Regions from separate parts of the Homo sapiens genome. Here region 2 is linked to region 1. The links are chromatin loops, found by intact Hi-C in ENCODE. Cell type or tissue: MCF 10A. All regions are shown on one strand. Links, peaks and the distances in the headings refer to the core of each region. The heading gives the core; the rest is flanking DNA.

Region 1 (9,624 bases), core at 1-8,000:
TTTTGTTTTTTTTTTTTTCAGACTGGTGCCTCTTTTCACAACTCATTGTTCCTGAGGGAATTCTTTAGGAAAAAAGTTGACAGGAGATGATTCATACTAGATGTAAATATGGGTACAACATGCAGTGGTAGAGAGAGTATAAGATCTGAAATCAGAAAAGGGAACTTCACCATTTGCTTGCACTGTTATTTTTTAAAAAGCTAACCCATATTCAGTGTTTTCACCTATAAAGTGGAGATAATGGAGATAATTACACCAAAACATTAGAAATATTGCAAGGGTTCATTGAAATAAGGAATACTAATAGCCTAATAAGACTCTAGGTATATAGCAGATGCTATGAAAAAAAAATGTGTTCTCTTTCCTAAACAGCCAGCCAAAGTGCTGGTGTCCTGCCAATCACATCAGCAGGTCATTTCACACAGATCTTCATGGCTTGTTCTTCTGCTTGGCCAAGGGCTCATCTAACTCTACTAAAAACATTTCTTTCCTTTAAAAGTCTTTCCCCTCTTGCGGCTGTCTCTCTCATGCCAGCATCTTATCATTCCAGGAAAGCTGAAGGCCCACAGGCTACCCAAATAACTACACGTGTTTGCCTTGAGTGAAAGGCTGGACTGATGACTCCAATTCTTCACTTACTGTGCATCTATACTCTTTGCCATGGTTGGGGTGATGCCCCCTTTACTCTGGTTTGGCAGTGGGGCTGCCTTTGGCCAATGGGATGTTAGCAGAGTTGACACTAGAAGAGGCTTGAAAAGTGCTTATTTGTTACCACCTTTGCCCTCTCATGCCATGATGACCACCATGAGAACAAACACAGGTGAGCCTTCTGAGGATAAAAGGGACATAAAGGAGAGCTGAGTCAGCCCAGGTACCCTAGCTAAGCCCAATCTAAATTGCTAACCTAAAGACCTATAAGCTAGCTAATATTTATTATTCTAAGCTGCTGAGTTTTCTGGGATTTGTCATCCAACACTATTTTGGCTATAAATAACTGGTAAACTCTGTCAAAGATGAGCATGTTGCCAACTGCCACCAGGGTCCTGCAGAAATTATTTCTGCTGAGAGAATTAATTACAACGTTTTAAAATTGAAAACACCTATACACTGTGGGTAGGAGTGCAAATTAGTTCAAATCATTGTGAAAGATAGTGTGGTAATTCCTCAAGGACCTAAAAACAGAAATACCATTTGACCCAGCAATGCCATTACTGGGTATATACCCAAAGTAATATAAATCATTCTGTTATAAAGACACATGCATGTATATGTTCATTGCAGCACTACTCACAATAGCAAAGACATGGAATCAACCTAAATGCCCATCAACAACAGATTATATAAAGAAAATGTGGTACATATACACCATTGAATACTATGCAACCACAAAAAATAACAAGATTATGTCTTTTGCAGGCACATGGATGGAGCTGGAGGCCATTGTCCTTATCAAACTAATGCAGGAATAGAAAAACAAATACCAGTTGTTCTCACTTACAAGTGGGAGCTAAATAATGAGAACACATGGACACATCGAGGGGAACAATACACACTGGGGTCCATCAGAGGCTGGAGGGTGAGAGGAGGGAGAGGAATAGGAAAAATAACTAATAGGTACTAGGCTTAATGCCTGTGTGATGAAATAATCTGTACAACAAACTCCCATGATACATATTTACCTATATAAAAACCCAGCACATGTACCCCTGAACTTAAAATAAAAGTTATAGTTAAAAACAATAACAACAACTCCTAGCTGTGCTCTCTTATGGAAAAAAAGCAGGAACATAGAAAGACTGAAGCACCCTCCTGGGACTCCAACCTTGTATAATAGCTCCCTGATGCTGCAACACTCTTTTCCTTTGTTCCTTTTCCCTTTGAGGAAGAACTAACCGAGCTTAATGGTCATTGGCAAGCATACATTTCAGTCTCTCCCCAGTTGTATGTAGGATGGGAGACCTAAACTCAATTCAAATGCTTTGACAACTTTTTGTGGTAGAATGACAGAACGTAACACAAATCCTCCTGTAGAAACTTTGTTAATCAGCCTCTCCTTAACCCCATACTCTGTAATATAAACAAATGACTAAGCTCTAGAAAGTTCAGGATTTTTATCTCAATTTCTACCTCCATCCTATTTATTTGAGTGCATTTAGTGCCACGAGGTCCTGTTGTCCCCAGGCTTGTCTTTAGGAAAGTATTAGTTGACAACTAAATTCTTTTACTATGGCAATAAAGCCAGTTGATGAAGTTACCTCTCCTTTCCTGACCTTAATCTAAAGTGTTCCAGACATGCAACCATTTAAGGCAGTTGACCTGGAGCTAGTTTCAGCCTTCTGTCTGCTTTGTTACAAGGTAATATTATTTTTATACAAAGAATATCTATTCTAAAGTATGTTGTCTATGCCTAACTATACTGCCTTTGTGAAACTCAAATTGTAGAAATACAAGGTCAGCAATATGTCAGAAAAATAGTCTCAAAAACATTTTGGCCAGTGTGTACAATTCTCAGGCATCTTTTGGGGAGCATGAAACAGCTTGAGAATATGTTTCTGCTTGATCCTATTCATACGATCCTTTACTATTCCTATCTGTGCTATCATACATCCATTTACCATTATTCAATAATTAGCCAAAGTGTAGGTACAAACTGCATACCTTTGTTTCTGGGATGATAGGTCTTTTTGGTGGACTCTGCCATTTAATTAATAGTAGCTTCACTTGATAGGTGAGAAAAAAAATCCTTGATTTTCCCTTAAAAACTCGATTAATATCCCCCAGGTCAGCAGAAAATTTGAGGCCACTATCCTCAATCACCCACACTTGGAGATTGTTTTGGAAAGGAAAGTGGTATTTATTTGTGCGTAATGCCATTGAACACAGTAGGAAAATCCTTAGACTAAATAATAGCACCATATCAAAGACTAAAACTTAAACTTGGAAGCTCACACCTTATCTTCTGGTGTTTCACCCACTGAGTTGTTAGAACCATCCTACAAGAAGGTGAATAATGAATAACCTGTATTCCTTATTTTCTTTATTTTCTTAATCTCTCACAATGCTGATTCCCCCTCTCTTTGCCTCCCTTTATTTTTTCTCTTTTTCTTTCCTCCCCTAAAACAAAGGCATTTCCTCTCAAAGAATTGCTTCTGCTACTGTTGCGGTTACTCTCCTTCTGTTGCTCCTTGGAATGTATTGTGAAATGCCAGACAAGATGACTCAGGGAGAACAGGGGGAAAAATTTTGCAAGTCTTGGTCCCACATAGTGTATGTAATAGACTACTATTAAGGAGAGTTTATTTTGCCAAAGTCATTGGAATAATATGCTGATAATATTTTCCACTATCAAATGCAACACCACGAGGACACGCAAATGATGAATATGAGCAGGAAAATGTCCTTAGTAGCTTAATTTGTGGAAGGAACATGGAAGTGGGGTGTCACAGCCTGGCTAGAAACTCTGTACACATTTAGACAGTGAAAAAAATATGAACTTGGTCTAAGAAATGAAACCAAATGAGGACATATGTACTTAAGAGACCTGTGCTTTTCATTTAGTGAAAATATGCCCCTGAGTTCTGTCAATGTAATTTTAAATGTATTATTTAATATTTGAACTTTGGCCACTGTTGCAAAGAACACTCCAGCATGGAAACTCAACAATTCCAGAAATTCCTTGATCTCAATATCCCCATTTTCATGGTTCAGAAATAGCATTTCCCTCTTGGGTGGAGATACAAAGGGGACTGGGAACAGGGAGAGACAGCAAGGGTTGGGGTTGGAAGAAGGGCCAAAGAAAGATGAAAAGATGAAGAAAATAATTTTTTTACACAGCGCTTGCTTTTACTAGGCTATTAAAAAATGGTTTCACAACTAGAAGCAAACAATTTAACAATTAATGTCAAAATTCCATAATTTTTCTTTTGTCATAAGTACTAAAATTATATTTTTAGAAGGGAGTGGACAGCAGGCTATGACTCATAATATCATCTCAGATTGCATAATGATTTAACTTTTCAGTCATTTTATTGATGATCGTATTTATTCTTTGTAAACCAAATATATTTTCTTAATTTGCATAATTTCCAAACTCAAAAGAAGGACTCCCTAGATGACTAGTAGGTTTACAGAATAGTCCAATGCCTTTCACGGGATGCCTGGAGGGTTCTGCATTGTGTCCATGTGATTGATGCTCCTTGACTGTACAGTTGTGAGTGGAGTCAGGGACAGCCTACCTCTTACATCCTACCTTGGGATGAAGTCCTCAGTTTACTCTTTCACAAATTGAGAGTTAGACTAGATGTCTTTTAAGAATACTTTTCCTTTGAAATTTTAAGGTTTTCATACTAGATTTTCAAACTATAATGAAATATCTTGGAGAGCAGGCGAGGCATACCTGTTTCAGGAGAAAAATAATAAATAGTCTATGGATGGGCAGGTCGGGGTGCGGAAAAAAGTCCTCTGCCAAAAGTCACAGCTGACTGTTTTGCCTGTCTGCTTTGAGTAAAAACTATTTTTTCATAACACTTTGACAGAAGGTCAAACTGGCCAGACAAGACTGAGCATGCAGATATTCTTGTGATAACCCCAAATTCCCATGTATTTTGTTTCTTCTTAAAAGATGAAGAGGTGAAGCTTGACGTATGTTGTTTGCCAAAAGACACTTACTTATTAATAACCAAATTGTGCCTCCCAGTAGTCACTGGCTTATTTGAAAACTTTGAAACAGGTTGTGGCGATCTGAGTACTTAGATTGAATTCTTTATACTTCCAGGAAACTTTAAAAGCTATTTCTCCCTTTCTTCTATATTAAGTATAACTTCACATCCAAGTGTCTAAGACACTTACTAAATCTATTGGCACTATTTCTCTTAGATTCAAATCATGTAAGTTGTCTGGAGAAAGGAAGACCATGGAATTATTGGAGATGAGATGGATTAAGAGGAATAATATGGGTTTTGATTCAGAGTTGAGGCTGGATCCTGGTTCCACTCTTTACATGGGCAAAGCACTTACACTTCCTAAGCTTCTCATTTCTCATATATTTAATGGGAATAGCAATACTTCACAGAACTGAAGTGAGACAAAAGAAGTATGGGAAAGTTTAATACAATGCCTGGTGGATAATAAATGATACGTAGCTCTCATCATGATAAATGTTAAGTCTTGTTTGTATAACAAATAATAAAGACTAAAATAGGGATTGACAAGCTTTTTCTACAAAGAGCAAGACTATAAATATTTTAGGGTTTTCAGATCATACAGTTTCTGTAATAACAACTCAACTTTTTTGTTGTAGCACAAAAGTAGCCGTAGACAATAAGGAATGCATGTGTGTGGCTGTGTTCCAAAAAACTTTATTTACAAAAATGGGAGGTACAGCAGATTTGGCCCAGGAAGTATAGTTTGCCTAACTCTGGGCTAAAGTGGCAGACAAATTATCTTTAAGACAATCAATGTTACAGTATTATATTTCTAATAGTCTCCAAATGAATTATCTCCAAAGAAAAATTGCATAGTAAATTTATCTCCACAGGCAATTCCAAATGTCCTGTTTGGTAGGCAAACTTCATGAATTCTAAATCACGTTCACTCACAAGTTATTCTTTGTGTGAGATGACATTTGCCACTTTATTGTTTAATCCGCTAGTCACTTTTGATGACTAAATTACAAGTGGAATTTACAGCTGTTGAAATCACATGCTAAAGTATATCAGGAAAATCCGGGGTTCAGAAGATCAATTTTCAGGGCATTTCACAGCAAATTGAAATCCACAATGAAGTGCCACACACATTTTCCAGATAAGAGAAATCTTTGATGTTAAGCCTTTCTGACAGTATATAAAATTTGTTAGAGTCTGCCTTTGTTGAAAATATGAAAGCCTCAAATATTTGAATGATGGACTACAATTAACAAAGTTATGTTAATCTGTTTAAGATTTGTACAACTGTTTTAACCATACCATTCTTTTTCTTGGTATTCATTTTATTTTCAGGTCTTATGAGAAGTTTTTGTGTTATCAATTATAGTTTTATGTGATCACATTGAATTCTGTTCAAGCTATGGAGAAACAGGTTTCAATAGAAACTAAATTCAATCATTTTTAAATACACAGCCAAGAAGAACTATGTAAAATTTAAAAAATGAAATGACTATGATTTATCATTCGCTGATTTAAGATCTTTATTAAACTGGTGTCTCATACTCAAATCTAAACCTCATGGAGTGAGAACTGTGGTGCTGAGTCATCTTTATTTTAGGGATTTTACTTTGTTTCTCTACTGCAGAGTGGAATCTGATGGAGTGCAACATTGCTGAGTTTTTTTGCCAGAAGCTATTCTCAAATCAAGGAAAAGAACATATTTTCTGTGATTAATCAAAAGCTTAATTGCTGACTTCAAAACTTCAAAACTTTAATTTGTCTATAAAATCTCCTTTTGCTTTATGCCATGATACAAAAGTTTCATTAGTTTTCTTTGTTATTACCTTTATATTACCACAGGAGTCCAGAGACTTGTGGTAGCTACCTTACTTTCCTCTGTGTAGACATGTTGGGTAGCAGTGACAGTGCAGTACTGTGCTGCTTCCCCTCCCAGTCCTGCTCTCGCCTTACCTCACAAGGGAAATTTATGGACAGCAATTTTTTTTGAAGGGTGGAATAGCATATTTGTCTCAAAGCTATATTTGCATAGCAAGCAGACTTTTTCTTTAGTATGTCTCTTTGAGGTGGCTTGATGGAGACTGGTAGAGATCATGGAGTTTTTATGGTCCCCCAGGCTACTCCTTGTTTTAACCATTATCCTTTCCAGCAGCCTCAATTTTCCCCAAAGTCCTTATATTCTCTACAGTCTTCTTGCACACAGCCATATTATTTATGCCATGCCACACAGGAATTGCTGACATTTTTTTACTTGCTTCTTATTTCCTATCCATGTCAGAACTTCTTGCTTTTTTTTAAAGTAAAGAGGGTGTATGAGGCAAAATTATATCTCACATAAGAGTTTCTCAGGAACCTTGTCTCTACTAAAGATGTACATAACAGCTGTCCAGTTAAGAGCTGTTCCCACAACAGTATTCAGGAATATTTCCTGAGGATGAAGAAGGAGGAATTCATCCTGTAGACTAGTTCACCAGTGCTGTGATTTTAATGAGCTTTGATTGTAAACCTAGATTTTTCCCCAACTATTAAACAATACTGTTGAACTGAATTGATTTAAAAATAATCTTCTTTATAGACATCCCAACTCTTCTTTTTCTACATGTAATGCATAAAGTTTATTTCTATATTATAATAAGAATATTATTCACAAGGTTTAAATTAGCTATCAAGACTTAAAAATCAGTAGATTGCACATAAACATTCTTTTTTATGGCTTTCATAGGAATCTGTTATTTAACATCATTGGGATGGTCTTTCTCCTTGTAAATTTTAAGGGCGAAACTGTTTCAATGTCAAGTTGAAGGGCTGAGGAGGCAGTTGGTTCTGAGGATGGCCCAATTTTTGAGTTCAACTTGTACTATCAAAAAAAAAAGGGGGGGCAGATAAAAATTGATGGTCTTTGAGTAAATTCTGTATAGAACTTTCATAGTTCATGCTGTGAACTGCCTTGATGTCAGCAGTTTTCTTTGGCTGTTTCAGATTGAGGTTTCCTTTTTCCCCATAGACAGGATATTTGTTGGCACATTTGCTGCTTTGGCATCAACAGAGACAGGAGATTCCACCACAGCAAGCAGGAATTGGGGCAGGAAAATGGTGGGTGCTAACCAGTGGCCAAGGACACTACTTGCAGCACATTCATGGAATATATTTGTAGATTCCGCAAACAATGAGCGGCGAATGTAAGAGGTTTTTGTTTCCAAAGGATAATTTTGTAAAAAGACAGATAACTATAAATTATGATTTTTTTTTAAATTTACAGGCTGGTATTACTTTAAAATATGAATTATCTATGTTATGTTTTATATTACCTCATAGATCTCTGATTGAGGGATTTCTTAAAGTCTTCAGAGAAATTATATTGCAAAAGAGTGCCAAATATATGTAGTATAAATGTTATTATCATCATTAATATTTTAGTATTGTTCTTGCATATTCTAAATGAAGAGGGTGTCTTAAACCATCAATCTTCAATTCAATTATTGTATTCAGAATGGTAATAAAAACTAACATCATTATACATTGTAGAGGCTAGATACCAAATTTTATAATAAAAGCTTTTCCTGCTTTTTAGATGACACTTTCAAATCCATATTGCTTTTGGAATACATTCTTACCAAGAGCAACGCTGACTGCTTGGGACTGCTTAGTCAACCTTATACACTTTTTAATATATACAAGGAAGACATCCCAACATCATTCTTATTAAGATATAGTTAGCATCATCATTGCATGAAAGAATTTAGTTGCCAGTGCTATTACTTATGCAGTTTCTGTTCTTAGCACTAGCAGCTTACTGACAGGAAATGTCAAATAAAATTTTCTTTTCCACTTTCCACCCTAGTCAGCTAAATAATATGAAAACTATTTGCCTTGCCACCTAGATCAAACATGAAGTATTTGCAAAATAAATTACCTGTGAGGTTATTTGTAGGCCAAATAAAATCCTGGAAAATGTGTGTATATGGAAAGATAATGCAAGTCAATGAAAAGAATAACTGATATCCAGAGTAAATAATAAGTATTGAAAAATTTTCCAAGTTGGAAAAAATGAATAATTGAAAAGGGATTTGCGTTTTCTTTTCCACTGACTTTATTTTGAAGACAAGAACTCTGTGGAGAAATCTCCAAGTGAAGCTGCTATTTCCTAGTCTCACATTTGATTTTAATGCTCAACTTTTGACAAATAAGAAGGAATAATATTTCTGCTAAGGTCAGATGTTTCTGTGGTTATATCTGGCCCTGAAATATAAATACCCTCAAAAAGAAAGAGTTCATATCATGTTCTTATACACTTAAGGTTGTTAAAAAGTGCGTATGTATGATTGTGCATATGTGTGTGTGCATATGTGCATGTATGTGCAGAAATTCATTCTGCAAACAGAATTTTTAACGTTGAAATATGAGGCTTTTCCTGTACAAGTTGTACATAATTTCCCCAGAAATTAGTGCAATAAATTTTTGCATGTATGCTTGTGTAAGACAGAGAGACCTTTGGATGCAAGAGAAGTGTTTTATTTGTCTTTGGATCCCAAGCACCAATAGAGTGGACACCTCATAGTAGATATTCAATAGATCTTCCTGATGATTAAATCTTGTGGCCAGAGGCCGGGCGCAGTGGCTCACGCCTGTAATCCCAGCACTTTGGGAGGCCGAGGTGGGCGGATCACGAGGTCAGGAGATCGAGACCATCCTGGCTAACACGGTGAAACCCCTTCTCTACTAAAAATGCAAAAAATTAGCCAGGCGAGGTGGCGGGCGCCTGTAGTTCCAGCTACTTGGGAGGCTGAGGCAGGAGAATGGCGTGAACCCCGGGGGGTGGAGCCTGCAGTGAGCCCAGATTACGCCACTGTACTCCAGCCTGGCCGACAGCGAGACTCCGTCTCAAAAAAAAAAAAAAAAAAAAAATCTTGTGGCCAGAAATTGCCAATGGCATTTGATATTACAAACTAACTGGTTCTAAAAA
Region 2 (8,000 bases), core at 1-8,000, 270 kb before region 1:
CAATTGCAAATCACTTAAAAAAATTGTGTATGGCAAATATACCATAAAAAATCGAAACAAGTAAATACGAGAACAAAAATGTTTCAGACTTATAAGACAGACAAATAGTTAACTTTCTTGCTATATGATATAACCGCTTCTTCCAAATCAAGACAAAAGGAAAAAGAAAAACCCAAACAATGAAATGCACAAGGAATATGACCAGAGAGAAAAAGAAATGGGTCTTAAACATATTTTAAAAATCACAATCTCACTGCTAATACTGCAAAAAAGCAAATTAGAACTGCAATGAGATACAATTTTTAAAAACATATTATTGGCAGAAGTAACTTGTTTTTAAACATCTGGTGTTTGACAAATAGGATAAAATTATAGTTCTAGGAGAAAGGATAAACACCAGATTTAAAAGAAAATCTATCGTAGTCTATAAATACAAATAAAATTGCATCACAAATTTGTTAAGCACTTTCTGTTAACACTTTATTTTCCCAGGAAATGCTGATATTCTTTAAAATGTTCTGAGATTCTCTGCATAAGAAGAAGAAATGATGACGCCCATTCCATTAGTCTGATTGGAATGGGTGCTGAGTCAATGAAGAGTTTTCTTTGGATTCTTGATATTTTATGGAAAGATCATTGAGAAGATTTTGTTTTGTTTCTTACAAGGAAACATATTTAGTGAGAGAAAAACCTTGTTTAGCTTGTTCTTAACAGATAGCGGGATTATCAGGATCATACCATTATGCAAACCATACATATAAGAGTAATAGGCCGGGCACGGTGGCTCACGCCTGTAATCCCAGCACTTTGGAAGGCCGAGGGGGCCGGATCACGAGGTCAGGAGATTGAGACCATCCTGGCTAACATGGTGAAACCCCGTCTCTACTAAAAATACAAAAAATTAGCCGAGCGCGGTGGCGGGCACCTGTAGTCTCAGCTACTCGTGAGGCTGAGGCAGGAGAATGGCGTGAACCTGGGAGGCGCAGCTTGCAGTGAGCCCAGATAGCGCCACTGCAGTCCGGCCTGGGCAAAACAGCGAGACTCCGTCTCAAAAAAAAAAAAAAAAAAAAAAAAAGAGTAAAAAATGAGTAATAGAGCTGCCTATTCAATGCTGGGGACCCATCAAAGGTGGGTGGATTCTCCATAGGCAGCATGGCTGTTATGCTTTATTCTTGTTCCTAACACCTCTATACTAGTGCCTTTTTGCTGGCAGAATTCTTGACATTGATTTATCTTACTGTCTGTGGCAGTTGAGCAGAGCTTTTGCTCAAATGAAAAGGCAACAAATTAATGCGCTATTTCTTCTTGGATGTCGTCTTCCCACAGAGGTCTCTCGCACCCTCTCAGTCTGGCCATGTTTTCCCTAGGCACTAGAATTGGAAGTACTTTCTGTTAGGCAGGACTGGATTTTCAGTAAGGCCAGTAGGAGGATATATAGAAAGAACAGGCTGTGGGGGCAGTGAAGCTGTTTCTAAAATCTTGCCTTGAGGCTCAGAACATAAACCTAAACTACTAGTAGGAAGCCATAAATCCTTCATTTCAGTGAAAGGATTGTAATATACTTTTTACAGCTCACAAGGAGGTTAACAGAAAAACATTTATCTTGTCTAACCTTGTAAAATTGTTCCAGAAACAGACTAGAAGGGGACAAAAATGATGGGAAAGCACCAACTACGAAGTCACTGTTCATAGAGGCAGCCCTCTGTAGGAGGGAGCTATGCATCCACACAAAAATGCTTTCATGGTCTGGCTCCATTTCTTTGGCTTGGATGGGAGGCCAGATTCAAGGACTTCCTTCAGGGAGATCTGCTTGCGATTTCAGTTACCCTGGGCCCCACTTCACTACAGTTATATTTTTCTGTCTCTGATAATGATGATCCGTAAACAGTTACGGCCTCTTTGTGGCAACCCAGATGTGAATTATACACTATGATGCAGAGAGAATTAAAAAAAAAAATCTGGCCCAGTATTTTCTTTGTGACATTTAGAATTCCTTTGAGAGGAATTTTCCAACTTAAAGGTCTTTTTTTTCCTCTCATAAGTATTTTATAAATCTTGCAGAATGATTAATCATTCTAAATAAAACATTAACTACTCAGTGTCTAAATAAGGTATTTGAAAGGCAAAAAGGTCTTTGTCTCTTCATGAAATAAAACATTTCTAACAATTTGTTAGATGAAAGGATACTGATGTTCTTAGGTTGAAATGTGTCAAAAAATTTGAGAAGATAGGGATGCAACTTATTTACCTGGTGACCTGGCTGTATTACTGCTCTGCATTTATGTTTTGTTAAATGATTTGTAGCATATTGAGCCTGGGAGGCCTTAGCCCTGTTCCAATGCATTCCATTATATTTTCACTGCTAACATAATTACAGACATCTACAGCATATCAAGTATATATAAAAATGAATCATTCTATTTCTGCTGGCTTAAAAAGCTTCTCAAAAGAAAGAGAGAGAAAAAAGGAATGTGTCTGTTAATAAGGCTCCCCTCCTTCCTCCCTTCAGTTTCCTGGTATAGGGTATTTCCTTAGCTACTATGACATTACCTTCTTTATTTCTTTCTCATTTCCAGGTTTAGTGAATAATAAACTTCCAAACTTCCTTCCTTCACAACCACTGACCATGACTAACTCTTTGTGAAAGAACTCTGAACACTATAAGGTACTGTAGTAATGTTAAGTAAACTTTGCCATAGGAAGAAAAAGGAAAAGTAATAGAAATAAAATGATAGAAGTAAAAAAGAGAAAAAAGGCATAAATAGAGAAAAGTTTAATTATGTAGTGATAATTAAGGGAGAGACAAAATATAAGGTAAGTATTGTTCAGAGATAAGACAATTATGATTCCAGTGATCCCTGATTCAAATATTAACATAATTTTGATGAGTGGGCAAAAATATGAGATGACTAGAAAATGGAACAGATACTCTGTCCTTTTAATTACCATTTTCTTTATATGACTTGGGAATCCAATAATTTGGCTAACTTAACCTAGTAGTTCTCAACTGAGTTGTCTTGCCTTCCCCAGGGGGGATATTTTTCAATGTCTGGAGACATTTTTGGTTGTCACAGATAGGGGGAGGTGTGTTACTTGTGTCTAATGAGTAAAGGCCAGGGATGGTGAGGAACATCCTCTAGCACACAGGACAGCCCCATGTCTTCACAACAAGAATTATCTGACCCCAAAGGTCAAAAATGTTGATGTTGAGAAATCTTCGCTTAATCCAATCATTTTTAAAACCAAAATGATGGGTTTTAAAACCCCAAATAAGCAAACAAACATAAAAACTGAGCCTCATATAATCTTCAGTCATTCCTTCTTTTTGGTCTGTTCTGTGGTCTAGTACTATTGAACTATCCAGAGCCCCACTACATGGAACTTTATGATCCTGTACTTTAGTACTTTTTTTTTTCTTTTTCCTTTCCACATTTAAGGATCTTCAAGACTCTTCTTACATATTACCTCTCCTGTGAGAGATTTTCTGTGCCATTGCCTCTATAAGACTGTCTCTTAGGAAAGGTGAACTATATTCTAAACAACCAGTGTCTATGCCTTTACTATGTACTCACTGTATTAGTCTGTTTTTATGCTACTGATAAAGACATACCCAAGACTGGGAAGAAAAAGAGATTTAATTGGACTTACTGTTCCACATGGCTGAGGAGGCCTCAGAATCATGGTGGGAGGCAAAAGGTGCCTCTTACATGGCAGGGGCAAGAGAAAATGAGGAAGAAGCAAAAGTGGAAACCCATCAGATGTTATGAGACTTATTCACTATCACAAGAATAGCAGGAGAAAGACCGGCCCCATGATTCAATTACCTTCCCCTGGGTCCCTCCCACAACATGTGGAAATACTGGGAGATACAATTCAAGTTGAGATTTGGGTGGGAATACAGCCAAACCACATCACTCACATTCTATTATTTGTTCACATGTAACCACCTTCCCCAGACTATGAGTGCTTGAGGGCTCTTTCCTGGATATTTCTTGTGTTTCTCAAACTCAACCTCATCAAAACCATTTATTTCTCTTTCTAACTCATTTCTTTTTGCAAATGCCCAGTATTAAGATAAATATACAAATGAGGATCATTGTACACCTTTATTGTTTCTCAAATGATGAAACTCTAAATCCCTTTTAAATTCCTCCTTCTCATTTCCATGACCACTGCTTTAGTTCAGAAATCTATCTCATCATTCTGTTGCTTCCAGAATTTTTTTAAATGTAACTCTCTCCTGTCCCCTGGTTAAACTGCTCAATGGTTCAATGGCTCTTCATTGTTGGTAAATAAAATCCATACTCTCTATACTGATAATATAGAAACCTTCATAGTATTATTCCATGATATTATCTCCCCAGCCTTATCTCATCTCACACCTACATATGAGCTCCCAGCACACCAATTTGTGGTTTCTGAAAGTACTATGCTTTGTCCAGTGCTTTTATCTGTTTTGTTTCCTTGCCTAAGATCACCTTATGTCCCAATCCCTTTTGTCATTCACCCACTGCCATCCACCACACATATCTCTCCCGAAAGTATCACTTTTCTCTTCAGGATGAATTGATGTCCCTTTTCTGAGTTCCCAGCTCTTTCTGCTTGTATTTCTAGCACAGCTCATTTTTCCTAGTATTGTCTGTCATCCCTATTACACTGTGACTTATTTAAGGAAGGAGAATGCATGATATCTCTGTCTTCCTATTGCCTATCACAGTACTTATTACAGAAGAGTCAGTAAACATAAAGCCTTTTGTGTGGAAGGTAATCAGTAAATACATATTCAGTTAAGCTGAATCTCAAAGGAAGAGTCCATTGGAAATACATCTGGAGGTGTTGTGGTTGTAACATCTTCAGGTGTCTTTCGTGTATGAATGTCATTTAGTGGAACAAAAACTCAAATTGTCTCTCCAAAGTGTGAAGCTCCAGTCTCTTGGTTTGTCTGCCATACTGACTTCTGCTAATCTTCATTCCTATGCTATCATTTAGACCTTATTTAACAATTCAAACTCACAAAGATACCATTCAATTACTTTGTTGAGTGGAATTTAGTTTGGGCTTTAGAAAAGTATCCTAACTCTTTCCAGCCACAGGTTATCATTTAGTCAGAGTATTGTGGTAGCAGTGGTTGGAGAATGAATGTGGAGGTGATGGTGGTCTATGACGGTATTGCAGGAAGCACATAAATGGCAGGAGCAAAGTCCAAGTACACAATGTGAGGGAAAGGAAACTGGGTGTTAGGTGAGGTCCAACAATGAGATAATCCAAGTAGCATTTCCAGCTCTCAGCTACTACAGGAATTTTGAAGATTTAAAAATAGATATAATATGTTCCTTGTTGCATTCCCAGACGTGGAAGGGCTCTTCTGTCACATTCTCAGACTCTGTGGGTCCTACAAGACATATAAAATAGGGAATGGGTGTTTAAGTCTGGACAAAACGGAGGCACAAATTAACATTCCACATTCCAATAGGAAAAAGAAAAACCTCGAAACAAAATCACACCACTCTATATCCTTGCAGACATAGCTGAGGTTAATGTTAAAAGTGTTAAATCAGCTCTGTTTTTTTTTTTTTTTTTCCTCTTTCTGAGAAATGTACTGGGGGAAAGGAGGAAATAAGGTTTAGGGGGGTGAATACATGACTATGTATAACTACAGTTTATATTTTATAGAAAAATATAGAATGTAGAAGTCTTTCTGGAAAAAAAATGCTGAAAATTGAATTATTATAAATTTTGAATGCAGGTACATTGTATCAAAATGAAAGTCAAGTAGTTCACCACCCAAAAAGCATTCATCATGCTTTTTGTTGATGCTAAATGTTGTTATTTAGTTATTTAGTTGTAATTTAGTTTGTGATTCAGACTTTACTGATCTATAGGTCAGATCGTAGTTGGGCAAACCTTTATGGACTCATGTTTGACCAAAAAAAAAATAAAAATATGTATTATTTTGTTATTATAGTTTAAACTTTTTTTTTTTTTTGAGACGGAGTCTCACTCTGTCACCCAGGCTGGAGTGCAGTGGCGTGATCTTGGCTCACTGCAAGCTCCGCCTCCCAGGTTCATGCCATTCTCCTGCCTCAGCCTCCCAAGTAGCTGGGACTACAGGCGCCCGCCACCACGCCTGGCTAATTTTTTGTATTTTTAGTAGAGACGGGGTTTCACCATGTTAGCCAGGATGGTCTCAATCTCCTGACCTCGTGATCTGCCTGCCTCGGCCTCCCAAAGTACTGGGATTACAGGCGTGAGCCACCGTGGCTGGCCATAGTTTAAACTTTTAACAGTGAATATTTTATTCAGCTGTTTATTTCTTAATGTAACAGCTAAATTAAACATAGTGAATTGTATTACCTGAGAAATCACCTATATATCAGGAAAACTATACATATTACTGATATTTGATCAAAAAGGGGTTAAGAAATATTTTGCTGAGGAAAAACTGTAAAAATAATTCATTTTTCTTAGTTTGTGAAAATGAGTGGAAGTCAAGGACAGAGCCTCTAGTATCATTTATAGTGGAAGGATTAATTTGTTTTTTTAAACACGAGTTTATGGAGAAAATTGAAGTGAAGAAAATTTTCACAACACTGATTAAAAACTTGCTTGGGCAAATCAACTTGCTACCCTGTGTTTTGGTTGCCCCATGTATAAAGTGAGGTGAGATTAAGTATGCAAAATTTCTCTAATCTTTAAAATGTAATCATTCTTTTATCTTCTTAATTACCTAAAGAAAAGTTGATTGAAAAATATGTAACACTATAAAATGGGTACTGTAACACAAGTCTTTGGAAAAATGAACATTATTGAATATCAAAGATGAAGTAATGTTTAATTTGTTCTTATCTTGCTTTTGTAGTCAAATATTTTTTAAATGAAAGAGTAACAGTTCTATATATTGAACTGTTTAAAGAGGTAACAAAATACACATTTTGGTCAGATGCTGAAAGTTTGGGTGTTAAAGTCAATGTCTAGTTAAAGCCGAGGTTAAACAGCATCATAGAAAGAGTGCCAATAGAGAAAAATCTGAAATTTTATCAAAAAATTTAATTGTTATTAAATTTTCCATGTTAAAATGTTAAACATTTTAAAGGGGTTAAGTTATGCAGGAGCAATGATCTCTGAGCACTGCCAACAACAAATTTCTCTTGAGATTCCTCTAAACCATATTTATGTTGAATTAATAGTTAGTGGAAGAGGCTTACCTTTCTCTAACACCACCATTGTTTTTTCTTCATATTCTTTTTTATTTCTAGATAGAAGACAGTTTTCATTGTCATTGCCAACATGATTTTGGATTTCCACCCTAAAATCTTGGCGATCTTGAGATGTTAAATCTTGAAATGTTAAATTAATATTCTCCTTTATTTCATCTTGACATGTAAAAATTGCAAACCCGGCCGGGCGTGGTGGCTCACGCCTGTAATCCCAGCATTTCGGGAGGCCGAGGCGGGAGGATCACGAGGTCAGGAGATCGAGACCACGGTGAAACCCCGTCTCTACTAAAAATACAAAAAATTAGCTGGGCACGCAGTGGCGGGCGCCTGTAGTCCCAGCTACTCGAGAGGCTGAGGAAGGAGAATGGCGTGAAGCCTGGAGGCGGAGCTTGCAGTGAGCCGAGATCCTCCCACTGCACTCCAGCCTGGGCGACAGAGCGAGACTCCGTCTCAAAAAAAAAAAAAAATAATAATAAATAAATAAAATAAATAAATAAAATAAAAATTGCAAACTAGTACTACACTCCTTGAAAAATTTATGACCTAAAAATAAAAAGATTATAGATACATGAGAAAACACCAAGACATTAATCTTTACTAAACATTGTAACTTTTGTTATACAATCACTTATTTATGAAACCAAAACCCAAAAAATTCTGAAAATGTTTTGTTTTTGTATATATGTGTCCAATTCATTTGGTGGCAAATTGTGATCTGAACTGACACCCATCGTAATGTTTATTTACTTAGAATGACTACCATACTGGGAAAATATTAATGTG

The links. Peaks named below come from ENCODE experiments on the same cell type or tissue, not always from the same donor. Only the 100,000 strongest peaks of a DNase experiment are listed, where the experiment ranks them.
Region 2: a loop joins it to region 1, with 3 times the contacts of the local background. A loop is called at or near these places in 3 of 110 quality-filtered maps.

Annotation. Positions count from the first base shown.
Region 1 is chr6:74,600,495-74,610,118 of GRCh38, reverse strand. The region is part of intron 2 of LOC101928516 (a long non-coding RNA gene); the gene reads right to left. The region is part of intron 2 of LOC105377858 (a long non-coding RNA gene); the gene reads left to right. Among named protein-coding and RNA genes, the nearest start is that of SNORD156, 520 kb to the left of the region's middle. In MCF 10A, for the core only: no CTCF peak of the experiment used is centred there; a DNase peak (open chromatin) is centred at 3,208.
Region 2 is chr6:74,867,841-74,875,840 of GRCh38, reverse strand. No RefSeq gene overlaps it. Among named protein-coding and RNA genes, the nearest start is that of SNORD156, 260 kb to the left of the region's middle. RefSeq lists a silencer at 2,394-2,688. In MCF 10A, for the core only: no CTCF peak of the experiment used is centred there; a DNase peak (open chromatin) is centred at 3,880.